Linked DNA regions of Homo sapiens: region 1 is linked to region 2. A link is an interaction called in ENCODE POLR2A ChIA-PET data of the cell type or tissue named here. Cell type or tissue: PC-9. All regions are shown on one strand. Links, peaks and the distances in the headings refer to the core of each region. The heading gives the core; the rest is flanking DNA.

Region 1 (7,748 bases), core at 1,690-5,689, 770 kb after region 2:
CATGCCTACAACAGCACCAGGCACATATTTGTTGAATGAATAATGGATGAACCTGAATCTTGGTAATTGGGAGGTGAAGAGGGCGATGCATCCCGTCCTCAACTCCCTGTTGCCTTCCACAGCTAGCTTTGAAGTCAGGGACTATGCATGCGGCTTGTTAGGAAGAAACATCCTGGGAGAAAGAGATTCTGTTGGAATGTGTCAGGATTTTTTTTTTAATTGGAGTCTCACTCTGTTGCCCAGGCTGGAGTGCAGTGGTGCAATCTCTGGTCACCGCAACCTCTGCCTCCCAGGTTCAAGCGATTCTCCTGCCTCAGCCTCCCGAGTAGCTGGGATTACAGGCGTACACCACCGCACCTGGCTTATTTTTTAATTTTTAGTAGAGATGGGGTTTCACCATGTTGGCCAGGCTGGTCTTGAACTCCTGACCTCAGGTGATCTGCCCACCTTGGCCTCCCAAAGTGCTGGGATTACAGGCATGAGCCACCACTCCTGGCTTTGTGTTAGGATTTTTTGAGCTGGTATGGAGGCCATTTGGTCTACTCCCTGAGTTGTTTGCATGAGGAAGCTGAGGCCTGGAAAGGTTAAGTGACTTGCCCTAGGTCACATAACCAATAAGTGACAGAACAAGTCCTCTGATCTTTTATACCCAGTATATCCTGTTCTCCTTCCCTACATCCCTGGGTGGAGCAGAACTATCTCCTCCTCCTCCTGCTTTCATGGCCCATTCCATTAGAGAGACTGGGGGCTGCAGCTGGTCTGTCTCACCTGCTACCTGGTTAATAGCCCTGGTCTTATTTACCTGTGTCCCTGACACAGCCACAATGCTTGGTACTCAGATGATCCCTTCTCTCACCCCAGGATTTTAATGGGCTTAGAAAAACTTTATTTAAAAGATTTGGCCAGGCAGGGTGGCTCACACCTATCATCCCAGCACTTTGGGAGGCCGAGGCAGGCAGATTACCTGAGGTCAGGAGTTCGAGACCACCCTGGCCAACATGGCAAAATCCAGTCTCTACTAAAAATACAAAAATTAGCCAGGCATGGTGGTGTGCACCTGTAATCCCAGCTACTCAGGAGGCTGAGGCAGGAGGATCGCTTGAACTTTGGAGGCCGAGGTTGCAGTGAGCTGAGATCACACCACCGTACTCTAGCCTGGGAGACAGAGACTCTGTCTCAAACAAACAAACAAACAAACAAACTTTTACATATGTACTTTTTCTTTTCTTTTTCCCTTTCTTTTTTATTTTATTTTGAGATGGAGTCTCACTCTGTTGCCCAGGCTGGAGTACAGTGGTGTGATCTTGACTCACTGCAACCTCTGCCTCCTAGGTTCAAGCCATTCTCATGCCTCAGCCTTCCAAGTAGCTGGGATCACAGGCACGTGCCACCATGCCTGGCTAATTTTTTGTATTTTTAGTAAAGATAGGGTTTCACGATGTAGGCCAGGTTGGTCTTGAACTCCTGACCTCAGGTGATCTGCCTGCCTCAGCCTCCCAGAGTGTTGGGATTACAGGCATGAGCCACTGTGCCCGGTGTCTCTTTTATTTATTTATTTATTTTTTAAAAAAAGACAGAATCTCGCTCTGTCACCCAAGTTGGAGTGCATTAGCGTGATCATGGCCCACTGTAGCTTGAACTCCTGGGCTCAACTGCTCCTCCCACCTGGTCCTTGCAAATTGTTGGGATCACAGAAGTGAGCCAGTGTGCCTGGCCCTTAAAAAAGCCTTCAAAGAATTTAGAGCAGTTTTAGATTTCCAGAAAAATTGAGAAGATAGTGCAAAGAGTTCCCATCTACCTCACACCCAGTTTTGCCTATTATTAACATCTTACATTAGTATGGTACCTTTATTATAATTAATGAACCATATTGATATGTTATTATTAACTAAAGTCCATCAGTTTAGATTTCTTTAGTGTTTACCTAAGTCCTTTTTCTGTTCTAGGATCCCATCCAAGATACCACAATACATTGAGTTGTCATGTCACCTTGGGTTCCCATGGCTGTGACAGTTTCTCAGTCTTTTCCTTGTTTTTTATGACCTTGACAGTTTTAAGAAGCACTGGTCAGATATTTTGTAGATCATCCCCCTCTTGGGATTTTCTGATTTTTTCCCGTGATTAGACAGAGTTAGGTGATTTTGGAAGAAGAACATAGAGGTAATCAATTGCCTCTTTAAAAAAATACCTTTTGATAGGTAATATAGTCCCATAATTTTTAAAAGTATAACTCATATCAAGCGAGAAGCCTCTCTTTCTTGTTGCCCATCAGTGTGGGATATTTCTGTGACCCCCTTTTCTAAATAAATTGTGCCTATATAGTTCCTATTATAAAGCTAATAAGCTTTCTTATGTATCCTGAGGGTTTCTATGGATATGTTACGAATATCCCTCTTTCATTTTTATTCAGAGGCAGCACAAAACACAGTATGTATCTTGCTTTTTATTTTTAACTTAGCGATGTATTGGGGTAAGCTTCCTGTCAATACAGAGAGCATGCTCATTCTTTCTTTATAGCTGTCTAGCACTCCATTATATGAATTGGTGTTTTAAAAATAGAAGTCAGATCTGTAAGGCTGGTATTGTTGAGTGTTGTGCAGATGTCTGATGTTCATAAAGGCAGTCTTGAATGAGAACTGCTGGGATAGAACCTTCCTAGGGCATATTTGCATTTCATGGTAACATTTAGACATATGGCTATTTAGTTGCTGGAGTCTATACTGGGACTCTTTTGTCCATTGTGTGACAAATGTGAGGGCCTGGTTCAGGGTGTGGGGAGAAGCATTCCAGGGCATTGCCATCTTCAAGGCAGAAAGGCCATTTCAGCTTCTGTATTCACTTCTGTTATCCTACTGAATATTTTGGATCAGGAAATTCCAACTGCAGATGTATGTTTTAGTAGTAGTTGTCTGACCTTGGACCCATGGGGTGTACAGAAGTGGAGAGAGGCTGAATGGAAGGAGGCCAGCCAGGAGGCTATGGCAGGAATTTAGACCAGAGGGCCTGGCTTGGGTTGTTGGGGCTAGAGGTTGCAGACAGGAAGGGTTGGCTTAGGATAAACATTTCTTGCATCTTGAAAGGAGTGATCAACCGGATGCGGTGGCTCCTTGAATGATTGATGAAACACAGGGGTGAGTCAGTGAATTTTGGAAGAACATATTTTTAGATTACAGTTTGCAGTAAACACTGGGCTTCAGAGACGTGAGGCAAAAGAGATACATGGAGTTGCCACCGAGCTGGGAATAGTCACTATGCAAACAGCAAAGAAGATGAGATGTGGCTATCATCTGGGCTGCTAGTTCCTGTTTCCATGACCTAGACCTAACACTGACATTTGTGAACTCCGTGTGTTTAGTTTTTTATTCATTGCTTCCTTCCTTTTCAAAATGCTTATTGGTGCCAAATGACTCATCCAGCAAAGTCCAAACTCTGAAATATTAATAGGTGGAGAGAGGAGAGATGCCAAAGGGAGTGAGTCTGACATTACACATACCAGCACACAGCCTGTGGTTTTGGATCCTGGAGTACCTGTCTGGTACCTGGTACCCGGCACACTGTGAGTTCCTGGACATCAAGGGCTGGTAGGTCATTCACCTGTGCATTTCTAGCATCCCCCCAGTCCAGTGCTCAGCGTTTAGGGTGTGTTAAGTGCAGAGTTTCTTGAATTTGAATGTGTCCCAACAGCAACTGAATTTTAGGGCAATCATTTTGAGTACAAACGACTTTACTTTTCCATGTGAATATTTAATAATAACAGAAACAGTTAGTAATGCTATATGACAAATTGTTTTACAGTTGTTCATGATGTTTTCATACCAGGTGACTATCACATCCTTTGAGTTTCTTTGGTATTGTGTCCAATTAAGTAAGGGCTTTTAGGCTGGTGGACCAGAAGACCAGAGCTCAGTCTGATCTGCATCAGAATTGAGGAGCTCTTATTGTCCTGAGCCCTGGACCTCCAGCCCAAGTTCCCAGAGCTCATGATGAGGCTCTGGTAATTATAAAGTGTTGTTTGCAAATGTATGTGGCTTTGAAGCTGGATACGGTGGCTCACGTCTATAATCCCAGCACTTTGGGAGGCTGAAGTGGGCAGATCACTTGAAGTCAGGAGTCGAAGTCAGAAGACCAGCCTGTCCAACATGCTGAAACCCTATCTCTATTAAAAATACAAAAATTAGCCAGGCGTGATGGCATATGCCTGTAATCTCAGCTATTCAGGAGGCTGAGGCAGGAGAATCACTTGAACTTGGGAAGCAAGGTTGCAGTGAGCCAAGATCATGCCCCTGCAGTCCAGCTTGGGCAACAAAGCAAGACTCTGTCTAAAAAAAAAAATTATGTGGCTTTGATCAGAGTCCTACGTGAGGCCTTTGACCTCAAATTCCTTTCTGATAAAGGGGCTGTTACAGATCTCCAGAGGACCCTAGAGCTCAGCAGGTCACACCAGCCCTACATCCAAGATGGCAGAGGGACCACCAGGCAGGTATCCCATGTGGGCACTTGCTGGTCAGGACCCCGTCTGACCTCTTTTTTGTAGATAGGGCTCCTTGTTTCAAGTCACATACTCTCATTATCTTACATTTTCATCTATAAAAAGAGGCAACTTGACTAGCTCATCTTAAAACAATCCTAGCCCCAAGGTGCTATAATCTCATGATTTTATGAAAATGATTTTATATATCAAAGAAAAGGATATGCCACAACGAGCCTGAGTTTGTATTTGATAAGGTTGAGGAGAGGAGGAGCAAAGTTACTTTCATTCTAGATTTATTTTTTTTCCCCTGCAGATAGTGATTGCTGACAGGTACGGGGATTTGACCAAAAAATGGGACTGACATTTTGCAACTCTTTTCCTGCACACACTTTTGTTTTTAAAGGCTTAAGTGCCTATTTAAAAATCACTAAGTGAGCCAGGTGTGGTAGCTCACGCCTGTAATCCTAGCACTTTGGGAGGCCCAGGCAGGAGGATCACTTGAGCCCAGGAGTTTGAGACCAGCCTGGGCAACATGGCAAGACCCTGTCTTCCACCACAAAAAAAAAAAAAAAAAATTAGCCAGGTGTGGTGATGTGTACCTGGAGTCCCAGCTACTTGGGAGGCTGAGGTGGGAGGATCACTTGAGGCTAGGAGTTTGAGGCTACAGTGAGTTATGATCACACTACTGCACTCTAGCCTGGGCAGCAGAGCTAGACCCTGTTTCAAACAAAGAAAAAAAAACAAACAAGAAATCAAAAAAAAGAAAAGAAAAGAAAACTCACTGAGTGAGTGAATTCATTTAAAATTAGGAGGTTGTCAGCACATACACAGGCAGGTCCAGCTTCCCAGTAGGTTGTGTTCTCAGACCTTCTTCGTCCACATTTGGCCCTGGATGGCTTTTCCTGCTGAAGTGAGGTCAGGCAAGGTGGGTGGGTCCCAGCAGCCTCAGATCCTCCTGCTGTAGGCCTCCCTGGGTGAGGTAGATAAGGATGAGGAGGCCTAGGGTTCAGGGTTAGGGCTGGTGGAAACCTTTGTTCTCACCCCCTGTGGGTTCTCAAAGCCTCTCTTCCTTTCTTCCTAGCCTCTCAGCTTCTGCCTGTTTCTCCCTTCCCTCTGGTCCCAGCTACTATCCTTATGCCAATTGGTATTTCTTCCTTCTAAAGTCCCTGGGGTGACATGATAAAGCTTCCTTCCCCTACCACCACCTCCTGCACCCACCCCTCTGCCAGTCAGCAGTTTTGCCGTTTGCGATTTCTGTGAGTTTTTACTGCTAGTGACAAAGGAGAAGCAGGGAGTTAAAATTAGCAAATTAGGGAAATGTTCCAGTTGCAAGATACTGGTTTGTTTTTTTTTTAACCCCTATTTTGGCATTTCTTCTCTTTTACTTTTTAAATTTTTCTTTTCTTTTTCCAGCTTTATGGAGGTAGTTGACAAATAATTGTGTATATTTACAGTATATGATATGATGTTTTATTATATGTATATATTTGTAGTGATTACTACCATCCAGCTAATTCACATATTTATCACCTCCCATAGTTATCTTTGTGTCTGTGTGGTGAGAGTATTTAAGATCTACTCTCTTAGCAATTCTCAAGTGTGCAATACATTATTATGAACTATTTTCACCATTCTGCACAATAGATCTCCAGAACTTATTCATTCTCTCTAACTGGAACTTTGTACCCTTTAACCATCTCGCCTTTCTCCATCCCACCTCAACCCCACCAGCCATGGCAACCACCATTTTACTCTCCGTATTTCTGAGTTCAGTTTTTTTCCACTCCACGTATAAGTGACATAATGCAGTATGTCTTTCTGTGCCTCGCTTAATAGTGTCCTCCAGGTTCATCCATGTTGTCCCAAATGACAGGATTTTCTCAATTTTTTAAGGCTGAATAGATTACATTGTATGTGTATACCACTTTTTAAAAATACCACATTTTCTTTATTCATCTGTCTGTTGATTGCATATCTTGGCTGTTATGAATAGTGCTGCAAGGAACATGAGAGTGCAGGTATGTCTTTGACATACTGATTTCATTTTCTTTGACTATATACCCCGAAGTGGAATTGCTGGAACACATAGTACTTCTGGTTTAAGGAACCTCCATATCATTTTCCATAATAGCTGTACTAATTTACATTCCCACCAACAGTGTACAGAGTTTCCCTGGTTCCCTTTTATCCACATTCTTGCTAGCACTGGCTTTTGTCTTTTTTTTTTTTTTTTTTTGAGACAGAGTCTTGCTCTGTCACCCAGGGTGGAGTGCAGTGGCACTATCTCGGCTCACTGCAGCCTCCGCCTCCTGGGTTCAAGTGATTCTCGTGCCTCAGCCTCTCAAGTAGCTGGGATTAGGAGGTGCACCACCACACCCAGCTAATTTTTGTATTTTTAGTAGAGATGGGGTTTCACCATGTTGCCCAGGCTGGTCTCTAATCCCTGATCTTAGGTGATCCACCCACCTCGGCCTCATAAAGTGCTAGTATTACAGGTGCGAGCCACGGTGCCTGGCCCATTGCTCATTTTTGTAACTGGGTTATTTGCTTTCTTAATATTGAGTTGTTTGAATTCTTTATGTATTTGGATGTTAACCACTTATCAGATGTGTGGTTTGCAAATATTCTCTCGCATATAGTAGGTTGTTTCTCTGCTCTGTTGATTGTTTCCTTTGCTGTGCAGAAGCTTTTTAGTTTGATAGAATTCCATTTGCCTATTTTCATTTTTGTTGCCTGTGCTTCTGGGATAATATTCAAAAAGTCATTGCCTAGTCTGATGCCAGAGAGCTTTCCTCGTGCATTTTCTTTTGGTAGTTTTACATTTCAGGTGTTATATTTAAGGTTTTAAACCATATTGAGTTGATTTTTTAAATATAGTGTGAGATAAGAGTTCAGTTTCATTCTTCTGTATATGGATATCTGGTTGTCCTAAAACCATTTATTGAACAGACTGGCCTTTCCCCATTGTGTGTTCTTGACAACTTTGTTGAAGATCAGTTCACTGTAAATGCCTGGATTTATTTCTGGGCACTTTATTCTGTTCCATTGGTCTACATGTCTGTTTTTATGCCAGTACTGTGCTGTTTTAATTACAGTTGCTTTGTAGTATATTTTGAAATCAGGTAACACAATGCCTCCATCTTTGTTCTTCTTGCTTAAGATTGTTTTGGCTATTTGGGTTTCATACAAACTTTTGTGGTTTTATAAAAATTTTAGGATTGTTTTTTCTATTTCTGTGAAAAATGACATTGGGATTTTGACAAAGAGTGAATTAAAT
Region 2 (7,748 bases), core at 1,609-5,608:
TAAAATAAGTAAAGGAAAATCATACTTGTAGAAAATTTAGAAGATACATAAAAGCATAAAGAAATAAAAATTACATACTTAAATGGAACACTTTTCATATTTTGCACATCTATTTCCCATGGAAAGTAACAGTCAGCAACTATCATATAGTATATACTTAATAAAGTTTAGGTCCTTTGCACTTAAGGCCAAATTCCTTTGAGAACTGGACAAAATGAGTTGTTCCATGAAATAACCAAAGATTTAGAAAGGACTTGGCAATGAAGATTCCTAAGGGGAATATTTTGGCTTCTGAAGATCTTCACCTAGCAACAACAGCCTGGCTTCCTTTCTCCTTTCTCTGTTTTCCTTCTTTGCCCTTTCTTTTTTTTTTTTAGACAGAGTCTCACTCTGTTGCCCATGTGTAGTGGTGCAATCTTGGCTTACTGCAACCTCTGCCTCCCAGGTTCAAGCGGTTCTCCTGCCTCAGCCTCCCAAGTACCTGGGATTACAGGCGCCTGACACCACACCTGGCTAATTTCTATATTTTTAGTAGAGACGGGGTTTCACCATGTTGGCCAGGCTGGTCTTGAACTTCTGACCTCAGGTGATTCATCCACCTTGGACTCCCAAAGTGCTGGGATTTCAGGCATGAGCCACCACGTCTTTCTTTGCCCTTCTTTGCACCTTTCTTTGCCTTTCTTTGCACCGTCCTTCTTTGCCCTTTCAACTCCTAGTCCCTTTCTCAGAAGAAAGAAAAAAATAGTAATAATTTGGATGCTTTTTCCAGAGCAGTCATTACCAGTTGTGGCCTCGTTACCTTTACTTGTTTTGTTTTGTTTTGTTTTGTGAGATGGAGTCTAGCTCTGTCACCCAGGCTGGAGTGCAGTGGCATGATCTTGGCTCACTGCAACCTCTGCCTCCCAGGATCAAGCGATTCTTAGGCCTCAGCCTGCCGAGTGGCTGAGATTACAGGCATATGCCACCATGCCTGGCTAATTTTTGTATTTTTAGTAGAGATGCGGTTTTGCCATGTTGGCCAGACTGGTCTTGAACTCCTGACCTCAAGGGATCCACCCACCTTGGCCTCACAAATTGCTGGGATTATAGGCATGAGCCACCATGCCCGGCCACCTTCACTTGTTTTGATGCCTAGCTTCTCACAAATCAGAAGAGACAACAGTTTTATGACACCAGCGTTCTCAAAAATTGCCTGGTTAAAAGGGAGGCAGATGCCAGTATTAGAGGAAGGACAGAATCCAAAATTAGGACAGAGGAAAGAAAAGATAGAGAGGAGGAAACACAAAACCCCTCAAAGTTCACCAGCACAATCTTCTGCTCACTGTGAAGACAAGAAGCATATGTACTCCCAATCACATAGCCCATGTGCCCCATCAGCCTCCTCCAAGCCTTACTGTCTCCCCTTAGCTATTTTAGATACTGAAGTCCCCCCATTTCAGTCTACCCCTGGGAGTCTCAAAGTGTGGTCCCTGGACCAGTTGCATTGAAAATGCAAATTCTTGGGCACCACCCTATGCCCACTGAATCAAAACTTCTGTTTTAAGGCCAGGCGCGGTGGCTCATGCCTGTAATCCCAGCACTTTGGGAGGCTGGGGCGGGCAGATCACTTGAGGTCAGGAGTTCGAGATCAGCCTGGCCAACATGGTGAAACCCCATCTCTACAAAAAATACAAGAAAAACTAATCCAGACGTAGTGGTGGGTGCCTATAATTTCAGCAGGAGGTTCACTTGGACCCAGAAGGTGGAGGTTGCAGTGAGCCGAGATCACGCCACTGCAATCCAGACTGGACAACAGAGCGGGACTCTGTCTGAAAAAAAAATAATTTTAGCTGTTTTAAGAAATCTGTTTTAAGGAGTCCTCCAGGTGATGCAGTTGCAAACTCAAGTTTGGAAACCCTGCCGCAAATTCTCTTGTGTGTCTTAACTGGCAAAATCCCACCTGTGGATAAACCCAGCGCTCTGCCTCTGCCTTACTTACACCTTGGCAGCTAAGCCCTGCTTGAGAAAAGCACTTGGCTGGGTATTAGTTGGTATCATAAATTCAGTCACCAGCCTCAACTAAGTTCTGCCCAGCAAGCTTACCTTTTTCAAGATGCTTATTCTCTTATTCTCTTAGGGTGGCCAGATTTAGGGAAGACAGAAAAAAAAAAAAGGATACCAAGTCAAATTTGAATTTCAGAGAAACATACTTACCCTAAAAAATTATTTCATGTTAAACTGAAATTCAAATTTGCCTGGCCATCCAGATTTTTAGTTGCTAAATCTGGCAACCCTCACTAAGACACGTAGTCCTCAGGGCAGGCCATTTGGAGGAAAGCTGGAGGTGACATGGAAGAAAACCAGCATGGACCACAGGGAGGGAATGCAAGCCCTGTCAATCCTTGTGGCTCTGACCTTGACGGTGTGGATATCCTGCTGAAGCTGAGACCTTTCGTCACAGAGCTAAACACATACACCTAGCCCAGAAGTCAGAGATGCTGGAGGAGAAGTCAGAGGCAGCTGCAGGCCTGGCTTTGGCTCACACCAGTGAAGCAGGCCAGCAACTCAATGACAAAGTGTGTGAGCTACACAATGACTGCTGCTTCACTTCTGCCCTCAAAGTCTCCCACAAAAATCTCTCTGCAGACCATCCTAACTGGAAACATGCCGGGAAGGGAATTTTGGGAAATGTAGTTCAATCTAGGCAAGGTGACACATTATAATGTCACCACACCTATTACTCATTTTAAAAAGAGACTTGAGGTCAAGTGCCAGGGAAAAATGAATAATTTGCACAGAAGAAATAGCTACACTTGGGCCAGGCGCAGTGGCTCACACCTGTAATCTTAGCACTTTGGGAGGCCGAGGCGGGCAGATCACGAGGTCAGGAGTTCGAGACCAGCCTGGCCAATATGATGAAACCCTGTCTCTACTAAAAAAAAATACAAAATCAACCAGGCATGGTGCACACCTGTAATCCCAGCTACTCAGGAGGCTGAGGCAGGAGAATCGCTTGAACCCGGGAGGCAGAGGTTGCAGTGAGTTGAGATCATGTCACTGCACTCCAGCCTGGGTGACAGAGCGGGACTCTGCCTCAAAAAAAAAAAAAAAATTAAATGCTACCCTTTGTTGAATGCATATACATTCAACACTTCTCATATATAAAATACACTTTACATACATTTTGCTTATATAGATGATCTCATTTAGTTGTAACAATGTTTCAATGCTGGTATTATTAAGAGCATTTTATAGATGAAGGAACTAAGAGAGAAGTGGGAAAATTTGCCCATGAACGTACAAGCAAGGGGGAGAGCTATGATTTGTAGTCAGGTCTCTCTAAAACCTATATTTCTAACCACTGTACACTGTGTTATCCAGACTACCAACAAACTATAGACTTCCATTTCATAAGCATTAAGTCTGCAGTCTCCAGGCCACCTGGGAAACCTTCGCACATTGCCACTCCTCTGCAATTTTTACTTGACACCACTGGTTTGGGAACAAGTTCTTGAAGTGCTCATTACGCTCCCTGAGAACTCCCTTAAGTTGGAATCCCAGCCCTTCCACTTAGTAGTTGGATGGCCCTGGGTGAGTTACTTAACTTTCATCAGCCTCACCCTCCTCATGAGGGCAGTTAATTCCTACCTTATGAGATCGTAGGGAAGATCAGATTACGCTAATGCCAAGAAAACATCTGATACAGCCTGACTATCCTAGACACTCCACAGATAAGAGTTTTCCCCATTCCTTAATGGATTCGCCACCACCTCCTATATCCAGGCTGAAGACCCTTTAAATTATACCTTTCATCCTAATTCTTATTCTTCCTCCCGGTCTGTATTTCCTGTTTCCCACTCGGAGACATAGCAAGCCCCCAATCATCTTACATCTGAGCCGTGATTCCCAGTTCTTTGTACTCTCAATGCCACCTTTGATGCCGTCTTTTAGTCTTTCAGCTTACTTCCTTAAAATCATCTCCATTTCTTTCTCCCTCTGCTTTGCTCAGACATAATGCATGCAGCATGACTGTCTTTCCTGAGCCACTGGAAAAAAGAGCTTTCCATTTCTAGTGCCATATTTTTAAAAGAATGTTGGAAATCAGAGCAGATTGATCAGGATGATGGGAGCCTGGAAACTGGCATATGAGAGAATGAGTTTGGTGGTCGTTTTTTTTTTTTTTTTTTTTTTTTTTTTTGCCTTAAGAGCAGAATTCTAAGGTTTGTCAGTGGGAAGAGAAGGTCCTTTGCTCTGTGTCCTTCAAAATGCAGACCTGATCCATAGAAAGTGAATTTCTGTTCAACATAAGGAAATGTTGAGGATGAGAGTCCCAGCCAGTGAGGCGAGTGTGATCACATGAGGGTCTCTATCTTCCTCACCTACTTTGCTCATCCCATTTAAATGTATGAGGCTCTCAGCAAAGACCTATTCACCATCTGCTATAAATAAGAATTAAAGAAACAACTCACCAAGCTTCAAGCATGTGCATAGCAGCACCTTTATTAAATGACCCTAGACCCTCTAGAATCATATGCAATCCATTTTGAATCTGTTTGAAAGCAATCTTGCCAACACCAGTGATGTGTGGCCTAAAGGCCACCAATGGCAAAGAGGAGTTTACAGTTCCTCTCTGAGCCAAGCAGAGACTGAACTCATAATATTGCCTTAAATAATAGTCTACTTCTTTGCTGTAGCTATAGTGCTTTCAATGTTCAGCTTGGATAGCCCCAGTTTCAGACCATTCTTTTTGTTTGTTTGATTTGTTTTTTTTAAATAGAGATGTGGGTCTCACTATGTTGCCCAGGCTGGTGTTGAACCTGGTCTCAAGGTATCCTCCTACCTTGACCTCTCAGAGTGCTAGGATTACATGTGTGAGCCACTGTCCCTGGCCCAATTTCAGACTGTTAATGGTAGTTATATTAGTCAGCTTGGGCTGCCATGACAAAATACTACAGAATGGGTGGCCTAAACAACAGAAATGTATTTCTCGCAGTTCTGGAGGTTGGAAGTCTGAGATCAAGGTGCCAACTGATTTAGTTCCTGATGAGGGCTGTCTTCCTCGCAAACAGCTGCTTTTTTCCTGTGTTCTTACATGGCAAAGAGAGAGAAAGTGCACATATGTGAGTAAGCTCACCTCCCAAAGGCCCCATCTCCAAATACCATCACATTGAAGGTTAGAGCTTCAAACATGAATTTGTGGGGAGGGGAAAAAATATTCAGTCTATAACCATGGTCTTTCTTTTCTTTCTTAACCAAAGTCATATTAGGCTGGGTGCAGTGGGTCATGCCTGTGATCCCAGCATTTTGGGAGGCAAAGGTGGGCAGATCACTTGAGGCCAGGAGTTCAAGACCAGCCTGGACAACATTGTGAAACCCTGTATCTACTAAAATACAAAAATTAGCCCGGCGTGGTAGTGCGTGCCTGTAGTCTCAGCTACTTGGCAGGCTGATGCATAAGAATCACTTGAACCTGGAGGCAGAGGTTGCAGTGAGATGAGATTGTGCCACTGCACTCCAGCCTGGGTGACAACATGAGACTCTGTCTCAAAAAAAAGCAGAGTAATATTAGTAAGACAGAGTTTTGTCTTTTTTTTTTTTTTTGACAGGGTTTTGTTCTGTCACTCTTGCCAGAGTGCAGTGAAACAATCGGGGCTCACTGCAGCCTTGAACTCCTGAGCTCAAGGGACCCTCCTTCTTCAGCCTCCTAAGCAGCTGGGACTACAGGCACATGCCAGAGTGCCCAGGTAATTTTTTAATTTTTTTTGTACAGATAAGATCTTGCTATATTGCCTAGGCTGGTCTTGAACTCCTGGCTTCAAATCATCCTCCCATCTTAGCCTCTTAAAGTGTGGGATGACAGGCATCAACCACCTCGCTGATGTACATGAGCCACAGGAAGTTGGTGTGCTTCACACAGGCCAGAGTGACCAGCAGCATCTTCATTCTGGCTATTGCATGCCAGGGGCTGGTGATGGTGCCTGTCTCCTGGATCATATTCAGAAAGGGTTTCCTTATGGACATTGCCAGCAACGTTGGCATCATGTGGCCACATGATCCAGCAGACCTGGAGGGTGGACAGTATCTCAGCTGGAGGAGAATGCAGGTGTCTCCAAGCCTTATCTTTTCTTTTTCTTTATTTTTACTTATTTATTTATTTATTTATTTATTTATTTATTTATTTTTGGTCACCTTTATTCTACATCTATGCCTATGCTTACCCAAGGCCTTATCTTTTATTCCTTTTGATTTTTTTGTTTTTTGTTTTGTTTTGTTTTGTTTTGTTTTGACATGAAGTCTCTCTGTGTCACCCAGGCTGGAGTGCAATGGTGCGATCTCGGCTCATTGCTACTTCTACCTCTCAGCTCAAGCAATTCTTGTACCTCAGCCTCCTGAGTAGCTGGGACTACAGGTACTTGCCACCACGCCTGGCTAATTTTTGTATTTTTAGTAGTGACAAGGTTTCACCATGTTGGTCACACTGCTCTCGAACTCCTGGCCTCACGTGATCCGCCTGCCTTGGCCTCCCAAAGTGCTGGGATTACAGGCATGAGCCACTGTCCCTGGCCCCAAGGTCTTGTCTTATAAATGGCCCTTCTGCTCTTAAGAATGTGAGAACTGGGTCAAAGGGACTTAGCTGACTTAGTTGCGAATGTGAAGGGTAGACAGATCCCACAATTCACGACCTGGGACCTCAGGCAAATGCAGATTGCTTAACCTCTATTGCCTCATCTATAAACTGGGGCCAATAATGTTCATGTGGCTGTTTGAGGGATTAAATGACTTAATAAATTTAAAGCAATTAGAGTAGCCTAGCATGAAGAAAGCCCCCCAAAATGTTAGCAATCATTACTTCCTTCAGATGAGAAGTTGGCCTTGGATAGCTTCTAATGTCCACCCTCTACGATGTTTTTGATAATGTTGTGATTTTTTTTCCCTTTCCCCTCACTTTGTGAGCCTGCCCTTTCCTATCCATTTCCGTAGCTAGTCCCCTGGTCCAGGGTTACATTCTTAGGCTTTTTGGGAAGAAACAAAGGAGAGCTTCCCATTGTCCCCCAAAGGGGATGTCTTGAACACCCCTACGTTTGCAGCCCTTTCTCTTAACGTCTCCTTTCAGCTCCTCCAACTCCCAGACTGTGTGGTTCTGCACAACAGTGAAGAAAATGTCAAGGAACCGAAACAAGCTGAGGCAGGTAAGGTCCCACCCCCTCCTCCTGACGCCACTCTTATGCCGGAGGCCTGACTCACCAGTCAGGCTGGTGCGCCTGCAGCACCTGCCCTGGGTTTGCCTTTGATCCCTCCCCTGCAGCCTGGCCACCAGGAAACAAAAATCTCCTCTCTGGGTTTTCTAGGCCTTACCTTTTGATTCAGGGCAGACCAGAACCCAGGAAACCCTGAACTCCAGATAGACATCTGAAGGGAGAGATGTCTTCACTCTGCCTCCAGGTCAGGTCTTCAGAACTATGCTTTGTCCTAACCTCACCTGACTGGTGGAGCACATCCAGCCTCGTGCTCCTTGTTTTCTGGACAGTTTCCTTTTGTTGTGTTTGATTTCCTTCTCTCAAGTAGTCACTCGGTTTCCATAGTGAATCCTGACTGGCATGCTAGAGTATACAAAAAATCTCTGAGCCTCCCAAGGTGAGTTCTAGCAGGCCTGAACACACACTTGAAAGGTTATGCTTCCCTTGCCTCCTGTTCCAGCTTCCTACCATCCAGACTACACAAATCAGCAAGTACCTCTTTCTAAATGTGTTTTTTTAATTATCAGGGTC

What was found. Peaks named below come from ENCODE experiments on the same cell type or tissue, not always from the same donor. Only the 100,000 strongest peaks of a DNase experiment are listed, where the experiment ranks them.
Region 1: POLR2A ChIA-PET joins it to region 2 with 11 read pairs; 1 of 35 experiments calls an interaction of 5 or more read pairs at or near these places.

The regions. Positions count from the first base shown.
Region 1 is chr3:124,874,436-124,882,183 of GRCh38, reverse strand. All of the region lies in intron 1 of ITGB5 (integrin subunit beta 5), which reads left to right. Among named protein-coding and RNA genes, the nearest start is that of ITGB5, 9.1 kb to the left of the region's middle. In PC-9, for the core only: no CTCF peak of the experiment used is centred there; a DNase peak (open chromatin) is centred at 3,273; H3K4me3 peaks cover 482 bases; H3K27ac peaks cover 3,296 bases.
Region 2 is chr3:125,647,258-125,655,005 of GRCh38, reverse strand. No RefSeq gene overlaps it. Among named protein-coding and RNA genes, the nearest start is that of OSBPL11, 56 kb to the right of the region's middle. In PC-9, for the core only: no CTCF peak of the experiment used is centred there; a DNase peak (open chromatin) is centred at 3,575; H3K27ac peaks cover 791 bases.